Linked DNA regions of Homo sapiens: region 2 is linked to region 1. A link is a loop called in an ENCODE intact Hi-C map of the cell type or tissue named here. Cell type or tissue: endothelial cell of umbilical vein. All regions are shown on one strand. Links, peaks and the distances in the headings refer to the core of each region. The heading gives the core; the rest is flanking DNA.

Evidence for each region. Hi-C counts contacts between places; a loop is a spot of excess contacts. Peaks named below come from ENCODE experiments on the same cell type or tissue, not always from the same donor. Only the 100,000 strongest peaks of a DNase experiment are listed, where the experiment ranks them.
Region 2: it touches region 1 in a loop (9-fold over the local background); 1 of 110 quality-filtered maps calls a loop at or near these places.

The regions. Positions count from the first base shown.
Region 1 is chr15:38,841,468-38,846,852 of GRCh38, reverse strand. No RefSeq gene overlaps it. Among named protein-coding and RNA genes, the nearest start is that of LINC02694, 150 kb to the right of the region's middle. In endothelial cell of umbilical vein, for the core only: no CTCF peak of the experiment used is centred there; DNase peaks (open chromatin) are centred at 2,472 and 3,752; H3K27ac peaks cover 4,287 bases.
Region 2 is chr15:39,137,903-39,143,287 of GRCh38, reverse strand. All of the region lies in intron 1 of LOC105370777 (a long non-coding RNA gene), which reads left to right. Among named protein-coding and RNA genes, the nearest start is that of LINC02915, 110 kb to the left of the region's middle. In endothelial cell of umbilical vein, for the core only: no CTCF peak of the experiment used is centred there; a DNase peak (open chromatin) is centred at 3,077; H3K27ac peaks cover 3,695 bases.

The DNA of each region.
Region 1 (5,385 bases), core at 250-5,249:
ATCCTTCTTGAAAACCTGGGACAATTATATAAGTCAGCTTGGAAATCCAGTACTTTGTACTCTTACACACACTGACGATGGCTTTTTCTTGCTTTTTTCCACCCCTAATTTTAATTGTTTATTGATTCCAATAATTATTTTCTAGGCAACATTTCACTTTCTAAATGGCTGGCTACAGGAAGGTCTTTTGCTGTTGAAATGTTTGGAACAAGAGACTGGTTCTTTGAGGTAATTGTGTATGCATATTTTATGAAAGCTGTTATCAGCTACTCATCCACGACTGTGAAACAGTCTTCCTTCTTTTTATAGAGCTGAAAAAAGATGAGAATAGATGGTTTTCTGTTGCAGCTAGGGTGAGTGTTCATGGAATTCACTTCTTCCACCCCCTGCTGATGCACTTAGTGTTTATCTTCTGTCACATACAGGACCCAAAACAGAACTTTTGTTCACAAGGAGCACGGGTAGAATTAGATGGTGAAAACACTTTTCAACTCTTTCAAAGCTATAACTTTAATAATATTGTAAATAGGCTGGGCACGATGGCTCACACCTGTAATCCCAGCACTTTGGGAAGCCAAGGTGGGAGGATTGCTTCAGCCCAGGAATATTGAGGCCAGGCTGGGCAACATGGCGAGACCCTGTCTCTACAAAAGATGAAAAATTAGCCAGGGGTGGTGGCATGTGCCTGTACTCCCAGCCACTCAGGATGCCAAGGTGGGAGAATCGCCTAAGCCTTGGAGGTTAAGGCTTCAGTGAGCCATGATTGCTTCACTGCATTCCAGCCTGAGTAACAGCGCAAGACCCTGCCTCAAAAAAACAAAAAAACAAAAAAACAAAAAAAAAAGAAAGAAAGAAAGAAAAAGAAAGAAAAGAAAAGAAAAAAAAAGACACTGATTCCTAGGTAAATTATGGAATTTATCTCAAATTAAACTTTGGTTCAGTTCAAGTCCAAATAGAATTGTTTTGCCTCCTTCCCACTAATACAATTTGAGACCCTGAAATACTCAAAGGATTGCCTTTGATGGCATCCTGAGATTTTATCTGGGGCAAAATGGTAATTTTTTCTGTTTAAGGTTGCTGATTTTGTGAAGCTTTTTAAACTGCATTTTGTTTCCCATTCGTTTTCAATTTACTTTCAGTACACTTTGGTATCTGTGGAGGTCCTAATACCTTTTGAGTGGGCATGTAATTATAGTGTAGTAGAAGGCAATAGTGGGTCACAGCTGACAGAGCAGGCTCCTGCCAAAACTAATTTTCATTGATAGGATTCCTACAACTGAATCAAACATAGGAAGCCCATATCAATCAGAGTGAACTACTGTAGAGTTCTACCCAAACCATTTTAGCTTCTCTGGGCTCCATTTTTTTTGCAGAATAGAGACATTGGCTGAGATTATCTCCTTCCTGCTGCCTCCCAGAAGGTTAATGCCAGGAGGTCCAGGATACATCTCATGATTTAATTATCAGATCCCCTTTCTTTAGAATTTCCTCTTGAGCTGCCCAAGTCTTATTATTGATTTTTGGGAGTACCTGGGACTACAGGCTTATGCCATCATGCCTGGCTAATTTTTAAATTTTTTGTAGAGATAGGGTCTCACCATGCTGCCCAGGCTGGTCTCAAACTCCTGGGCTCAAGCAGCCCTCCTACCTCAGCTTCCCAAAGTGCTGGGGTTACAGGCATGAGCCACCACGCCAGGCCTATTTTTCTGTATAAACTGAGTATGTATTTAAGATTTTTATGCATATTTTGAAAGTTTTACATTGCTGGTCAAAGTTAAAAAAGTATTCTTTTGTAGGCTGATAGTTTACTTAAAACATATTTGAGAAAGCTTTTGGTTTCTATTTCCAGTTGCTCAAACCATGTTTCGGAATTTCTAAATCATGTACATTTGCTTTTGTTCTTTTTGTTCTCACCCCTTATCAGGCAGCAGTGTTTAATAATCCATAGGCTATAGACCTCTGCAGGACTCTCTGGAATCTTAGCCACTTTGGATTTCCTTATAGCAGTGACATCATTTCTATTGCTAATTCTATGCCAATGCCCCTTTGGGGAATGCATTTATTCCTAAAATACACTGTCATAAAATTAAATGACTATATCAATTGCCAACAATATATTTTATACAAATGACATTTTGTTCCCAAAAATAAATCACTATGGGAAAGATACCTCACAAATCATGTTTTGTGAGGCTCTAAGTTTCAATTCTAACAACATCCTCACCCCTCCCCATTTACAGTAATCTGCCTTAGAGATTCGTAGCTTATCCAATTAATAAGCTTTCTCATCAAAATCTGGCATTTAACTGACATGAGCTTTCTTTACCAATTTTATCCTGTGTCTGTGTGTATACTCTGTTTGGAGGAATGTGCATTTGAATGGAGGCTGAGGCAGAGATGGAGGGGGAAGGATGTGCAGGATTATCAGTGGCATGCCTTGTGTGTGAGTGAGCCTGGATGTGCCTGCAATGGAATTTCCTCTGGTCGTTAATCATGAACATATTTATTACTTGAACCTTGTTTTTCCCCTGATGTGTGTGTTAAATCATATATTTTCCATCCTAACATAAGTAATTAAGTTTTGAGTTATTTATATATCCCTATTTTACTTCCTCATTGCAAAGGGTAAGTGAAACAGAATGAACTCACAAGTTAACACAATTGTATTAAGGCAATGCACTCAGTGGCAAAACTAAAAACTGAAACGGAAAAGCTTGCTTTCAGTGTCTCCTTCTTAGATTATTTAAAACGTAGAAAAAATCAAGCAATATACACCAATATAAGAGCCAATTCCATAAAGTATTAGTGACAATAAATCTCCTACAGACAGAAACTTTGTAAGAGGTTCAAAATAGACACAGTAAGAGTAAGTATGACTGGGCATAATGGCTCACACCTGTAATCCCAACGCTTTGGGAAGCCAAGGCGAGCAGATCACGAGGTCAGGATATCGAAACCATCCCGGCCAACGTGGTGAAACCCTATCTCTACTACAAATACAAAAATTAGCTGGGTGTGGTGGCATGTGCCTATAATCCCAGCTACTCAGGAGGCTGAGGCAGGAGAATCTCTTGAACCCGGGAGGCAGAGATTGCAGTGAGCTGAGATCATGCCACTATACTCCAGCCTGGAGACAGAGAGAGACTCCATCTCAAAAAAAAAAAAAAAAAAAAAAAAAAGATTAAGTGCATGTCCCAAATCAATCCATGACACAAAACAATGCATCCCACTACCATCCTTTTCCAAACACAAGACTATTTCTGTATTTTTTGGTTACATTGCTTCTATGCTAACATGAATTAAAAAGAGCTTGGTTTTGTTCTGCCTCACAAATTGTAATGCTGTTTGCATTTCTCACTGTGCTACAATGAAACTTTATTGCCACCCGCTAATCCCTGGAATCTCTGTATCCAGAGTGTAGAAGTAATGAAGATACAAATAACCAAACCACTAAAACCCTAGACGGCAACTCAAGAATTTGGCAGTGTTTCATTTTTAATTGCAATTATTATTTTGTTTCTTGAATCTTTATTGTGGTTCCATCGCTTTAGAGACACCCAGCTACCCTCTACAACAGTTTTCCAATGTGAAACTAATCTAGCCACTGCCAGATGGTATGGCTTATGCTTTTTTCCCTCCTGGAGAGAAGAATTTGAGATTATATGCTATTGGAAAAACATGATTGTTGTTATTCCAAAATGTGCAAGTCATGGTGTATATTCCTCCAGAAATGTTTGTACCAGTCCATGGCTTCAACCCAGAATCCCTCCTACCAGCCTGAAAGACCAAGTTGGAAAGTTATTTAGGACTTTAGAGACATATGCTCAACTTTGCATCTCATTCTCAACTTGACCTGTGGTCAGTTTTGAAATTTAACCTACTTTTTAAACATTTAGTTTAGGGACTAAGACAAAAAAGCTCAATAGGGTTAGGTAAAGTGCTTAAATAATGGGGATGATTTTTCTTGATGAGGGAAGCTATCTTCAAGGCTGCAAAGAGGGTTAGGACAAGGATGGTAGCCACAAGTTGTGTATTTTATTTGAGCATGAGCCAAAATAAACTTATTAACTGTTAGCTGAAAGCAGGCTAGAAATAAGACATTTCTTACTTTATATTTTTAAGCTTTTAATTGTATTAAAAATAAATTTCTCTTTCAATATTAAAAAAGAATAGATAGAACTAAATAGAAAATAAACAGCTATGTCAACTTAAGACAAATTAAAGGACTTTTCAAAGTTCTCTTTGTGCAGTCCTAAGAATGCTCAGTCTATTACTAGTGCAAAGAATTTCAGAAACAAGTCACCATCATGAGCTGACAGGAAAATAAATTCAGGCTCATTCTTGAAATCCAGGATTACAAGGCACTTCACTCTCAGATTGGGCCCCCCAGTTTCCATCACACCACAGCTGGGTGGCAAAAGGTCAACATACAGCCATTTTTAGGACTAAAAGATACTGAGCCCTTGAAAATTGCAGACTATTTACTGTTGTCCCACAGTAATTGTGGAAGAGTCTTGGAAGCTCTTCTGAGAAATCCAGTGTAGTAAGAATGGAGAGAGAAAACGACAATATGAATAAAGGAAATCTAAGAGGGTTACAGGAACTAAAGAAATGACAGGAGTTCCTCCTCCCTTGCAGCAGGGGCTACAAATAGCCAGCTTCTATGGTACTCATTGACAAGACCTCAGACTTTTGAACGATCATTCAGCAGCTTTGTTCTGTTCAACAGACACTGATAAATGTTCCATGCACTGCACTAGGTTCTGGGGATACAATAATGCAATACATACAGAATCTCTCCTGACATGACTTAAGCTCTGAAGGAGGCCACAGATGGGTAAACCAGTAATTTCAATAAATCATTCTTCCCCTTCTCTCTTCACCTGGATGAGTGCAGCTCAGCCCTCCAGGGGAGCTTATATGACTCCTCCATGGTAGAAAGCCTCCTCAACTTACCCAGCTGGCTCGGTGTTCACGGTTGTGTTTCACAACGCTTTTCACATTTGTCATTTAGGAACATGTTTGTGTAGGCCGGGCGTGGTGGCTCACACCTGTAATCCTAGCACTTTGGGAGGCCAAGGTGGGCTCATCACGAGGTCAGGAGATCGAGACCATCCTGGCTAACAAGGTGAAACCCCCATCTCTGGTAAAAATACAAAAAGAAAAAATAGCCAGGTGTGGTGGTGGGCACCTGTAGTCCCAGCTACTTGGGAGGCTGAGGCAGGAGAATGGCATGAACCCAAGAGGCGGAGCTTGCAGTGAGCCGAGATCATGCCACTGCACTCCAGCCTGGGTGACAGAGTGAGACTCCATCTCAAAAAAAAAAAGTTTTTGTGTAAATATTTTCTAGAATACATTTTCTGTATAAAGGAAACTATCTGGTTT
Region 2 (5,385 bases), core at 193-5,192, 300 kb before region 1:
AAATAAAAAACAAGAGTTTTCAATTGATGGAAGGCTCTTTTTCAGATAGTGACTTGAGACCTTGGCTCTTTCTATCTATCTTGTGACCTGTCCCACTTTAGCCATGACCTCCAAGGTCACGGTGTTCATCTTTGTCACACTGGAGGGGAATGTGCTTGACGGTCACAATTCTATTAATTGGAATTCAGTTGTAGCCTACCTGTGGGCCTTCAAAGAAAAGGACCATTTTGGCGGACACAAAGCAGTCTCTTACATAGTCTGCTCTTCTCGTTCACCATACACCAACTCTTCCCATACATAAAACACACTCATTCTTGTCCCAAGGGAGACAACACAAAGCTCTGTCCTGCTGCTGCATCCAGTTCAAAGTCCATTCTTGCATTGCTATAAAGAAATACCTGAAACTGGGTAACTTATAATAAAAAGAGATCTAACTGGCTCACAATTGCACAGGCTGTACAGGAAGTATAGTAGCTTCTGCTTCTGGGAAGGCCTCAGGAAACTGACAATCATGGTGGAAAGTGAAGGGGGAGTAGATACATCTTACATGGCTGGCAGAGCAGGAGGAAGGAGGGGGAGAACTCACTGTCACCACAACAGTACCAAGAGGTCTGGTGTTAAACCATGAGAAATCTCCCCCATGATTTAGTCACCTCCCACCAGGTCCCATCTTCAATGCTGAGAATTACAATTACATGAGAGTTGGGTGGGAACACAGATCCAAACCATATCACTTCTGAATCATGGAGATTTCATTTGTTTGTTTGTTTGTAGACAAGGTCTCACTCTTTTGCCCAACCTGGAGTGCAGTGGTACCATCATAGCTCACTGCATCCTTGAATTCCTGGGTTCCGGAAACTCTCCTGCCTCAGCTTCCCAAGTAGCTAGGACACAGGTACATGCCATCATGCCAGCTAACTTTTTATTTGTAGAGATGGGGGGGGTCTTGCTTTGTCTCCCAGGTTGGTCTTGAACTCCTGGGCTCAGATGCTCTTCCCACCTCAGCCTCCCAAAGAGCTGGGATTACAGGTGTGGGCCACCCCACCCAGTCCGCAGAGTTATTTTTGATACAAGAACAATGGTTTTCATTGGTAGATTTAAGTGTATAACAATTTGAGTCAATTATTTGACATCATATGGGCAAATTGTAAGTTTCTACCGATTGAGTTGGAGTTTTGCTAATGATAGCTTCAATGTGGTGTTTGTATCTTTACCACAGGAACTTAGACATTAATCCACCCTTTCCTTCATATTACCATCTCAGTGCCACTCCGCACATCCCAATTCCAACCGCTGGGTCATGGCAACCTCTAGAAGTCAGGACTAAGCATAGAATAAAACCTTGTCTCAAAGTCTTTTGTTTTCGTTTATTTGTTTTTTAAAGCAGTGCTTTGCCCTTTGGGAAGTATGTATGCGAAAGGCAGGGCAAAAACCAGCAATCCTTGCTTAAGAAGTAGGGGTATTTGCTCTGCCTCTGGTTTCCAGTGTCTGTTCTTCAGAGGCCTGGGCAGCTTCTCCTGAAGCTGAACACCATCTCCTAATGCCAACACCCAGAGCTTCTCTTTTCTCACCATAGCCAGCCCATAACATGTGAATGAGAGCAAGAGTATCCCAAATGAAAACAAATATATTCAAATCACTGCTTCAGGAGTGCACCCGAATCCTCTACTTTCTCTATACAGAGCTGGTTAAATATTACACTCTTTGAACTTCATCTGCAAAATAATGATCATCTCCTTCACATGTTTGCAGTAAAAAGTAAACAGTAAATATCTGAAAATGTAGAGCCCAGTGCCTAACTGGTAATAAGTAATCAATTCATGATCATTTCTAACTTTTCTTACTTCAGCTTCTTTTCAATTCCAATACCCCTGTGCACCCCCCGCTCTGCCCACCCACCCACACCTTGTCTGTGGCTTTCAGTGTCCTGATTGCCAGGTCAGGCTGCTGACCTTAGACAGGCTTTCCCACTCTCTCCTGCTGCGCCAGCACTTCTCAGCCCCAGCTGGAGAGGTTTTAGAACCATCTTTCCCCTCAGTGTTCTGCCAGCTTGCCCCACGACTGCCTAGTTCCATCTAGCCCCAGCCCATTTTTGTTTTATGCTTGTGGCTATTGGTAGCAAAAAATCAGTGGCTACACTAGCTGGAGACTGTCAAGGCCAGCTCGAGGAACCAAGAGCAGACTGGGATCTGGAGAGTACATGTGAGTGTGTATGTGTGATGTGTGATGTGTGTGTGTGTGTGTGTGTGTATGTGTGAAAGAGAAGTTGGGTGAGAGTGAAGGTGTGCAAGCAAATGTGACTAAAAGTATTATACAATGTGTTAGTAAGAAGTTTGAATGTAGTAATACATAAGGCAGAGGATGAACAGGTGTGAATGATACAGAAGAAGGGACATAAAGAGAAGCCAGTGGGATATGTCATCGAATTAAGTTGAAAAAAGGAGAAAAATGTTTGTAGGAATGTAGTGGGGAAGGAAAAAATAGTATTAAAATATATGGAGTTATATGTGAAAACACGTATGTGTGTGTGTATGTATATATGTGTAAATTTTATAAAATTAAGTCATGAAAAATAGATTGCTTGTTCCGAAGCTTAGTAAGTTAGGGGTCAATTCAGGAAAAATCCGTACTGTTATATATGCAACTCTCCTTTTCTAGGGGATAAATGTAGCCCCAGTTAAACAATCTATATATAGAAAAGACCAGCACCCTTAAGAGAGGAAGGCTTGATTCATGAGTAACGATGGCCAGTGTCCATTCCAGGAAAGCCAGCATCTGCTCTTAACCACAATCCCTTAAGGCTGGATGCCATAGCCATATATGGAGTGCTATAGGGAAAGGAAGGGAGTCTCTTTCTGGAGTCCCCACAGATGCTGTAAGTGGCATCCAGCCTATCTTCAAGTCAGCTCAAATTCAGAGGAAAGGGGTTCTGTTTTGATAGGGACCAACTAGACCCAACAGAAGGAAACAGACACATGAGCACAGGCCAACTTGCTGAAGGAACATTGCTTGGTTTCCTTTTTCTGTAGAAAGGAGCCAGTGTTCTGTGGTGTGCTGCCTTCTGTGTCTCAGAAGGTATGTTGTTTTCTGATCCTAACTCTGTTATCATCCTGTTTGCACTTGGTGACTCACAACAGATGCTCTGGCTTTCCCACAGCTGTGCTCTTATCACTGCAGGGCGAGCAGAGCAGCAGTCACATCTGCGTGGTCCTGACCTTACCCTCCTGGGGCTGCTCCTATGCCAGCCATTCCCAGTTTAGAGGGGCTGTAATAGCGTTTCCATGGTACTGAAGACAATTCACAGGAAAATAGTTTATTTGAATAGCAAATGCTTTGACCAGGTTCTGGACTGTGGAAAGCCCCTAGTACAGTGACAACATTAACCACACAAACAACAAGTATTAGTACTATTACTATTACATTATTATTACTATACAGGGAAATGAACCAACACCACCATGAATCAAACATTTTCCTGGAATTTTAGCATCTGATTTGGAAACATATTTCTTATTAGTTGACAAAAGACAAAAGGAAACTTCAGTAATATCTCTATAGCCTTATAAAAAATGAATGCAGAAATATGTTTGAATGTCCTGCTATCCAATTTTCCTCATGGTATGCAACAACGCCACTGTGGCAAATATTAGAGGAGAGAAAGCAGAAAGTAGCTCCAAGGCAAATTCCAGCCAAGGGCCATTTTATCATATCTTTTTCTCTGTGTCACTTTGGGTTTTGGGAAATCTTTTTTTTTTTTTTTTGATTTTTTTTTTTAATTATACTTTAAGTTTTAGGGTACAAGTTGTATATCCAAAAGAGATTTTGAAGGGTTAACAGTGTCATTGATTAATCACCCTTAATGTTCAGTTGTCTCACAATCCCAAGGCATTATGAAACCTCTTGTAAGTAAATAAATTGTCATTTTATTTTAATGGTTTTGAGACAATTGTAGACTCACAAGCTATTGTAAGAAATAATATAAAGAATTTCCACATTCCCTTTACCTAGTTTGCCCCAACTCGCAAAAGTTCTGTGCAAAACCACAATTAAATATCAACCAGGATATTGGCATTGACACAACCCATTGATCTTATCTAGATATTCAGACTTCCCTAGCTTACCTATACTCATACTCATTTGTATATTTACTCCTATGTAATTCTATCACATGCATAGGTTTGTGTCTCTATCACTTGAGTCAAGATACAGGACAGTTCCTTTACCAGAAGGATCTCTTTTACATTGCTCAAATCAAAAGAACATTTCTCATTGAGTGGTACAAGGGAATACCTGTAATTGAGGAATTAAAAAAGAGTGAGGAAAAAACTCACACCTTGACCTTGTAAATCAGTGATTATTATGCTTAGGTAGAACATTTAATCAAACAGTTCTTTTTCTTCACCTTTAATTCACTTAGCAATCATTTTGGAGGGAGTGTGCTAGACATTAAAAAAAATTATTAACACACATGGTTCTGGCCAGGCATGGTGGTTCATGCATATAATCCAGCACTTTGGGAGGCCAAGGTGGAAAGATCCCTTGAGTCTCAGAATTTGAGACCAGCCTTGGCAACATAGTGAGGCCCCCATCTCTACAGAAAATAAAAAAAAATTAGCTGGGCATGATGACACACACCTGTAGTCCCAGTTACTTGGGAAGCTGAGGTGGGAAGGACTGCTTGAGCACAGGAGTTTGAGGCTGCAGTGAGCCACGATTGCACTACTGCACTTCAGCCTGGGCAACAGAGTGAGACCTTGTCTTAAAAGTAAATAAGTAAAGACACGTGGTCCTTCAAAGAGAGAGGTATAAACAACCAATGGTATTTTGATAAATACTTTAATGGAAGAATGTACAAAGAACCAGGAGAAACAATATTCATTTGACTAACATTTGTAGTCAACTAACACCAGTAGAAACAATAGTCAGTCAACTAACATTTGTAAAAAGTTGGGACAGATTTATCCTAGCACATTGCTTTTCTGGCAGGGACGATGTTCCTTTCGCTCTCTACACAATTCTTATCAAATCTCAATGGAGACCAAACACACACAGAGGAATGTAAAAAGCTGGAAAAAGGTCACGAATATACCCCCAAACCTCTTTGGATTGAAATGATTTTCAAAGGGTGAAGACTATGAAATTGTTCAGCAAGGACCCCACTAATAAGTCTGTCACACTTAGGGAATTTTTGCATTTTTATCTCCAGCACTTTCATAAACCTATCAAATTAGTCAGAACACACATGGTTAGATACCATTGAATTAAAAGAATGAATGCTGCTTTTGCCTTGTCTTGAGGAAGTTTTCAATGTTTACGCTAAAAATTAGTGAAACCCAAATTATCTGGTATATATCTGAAAAATCTGACGTTCATGTTCCAGAGATA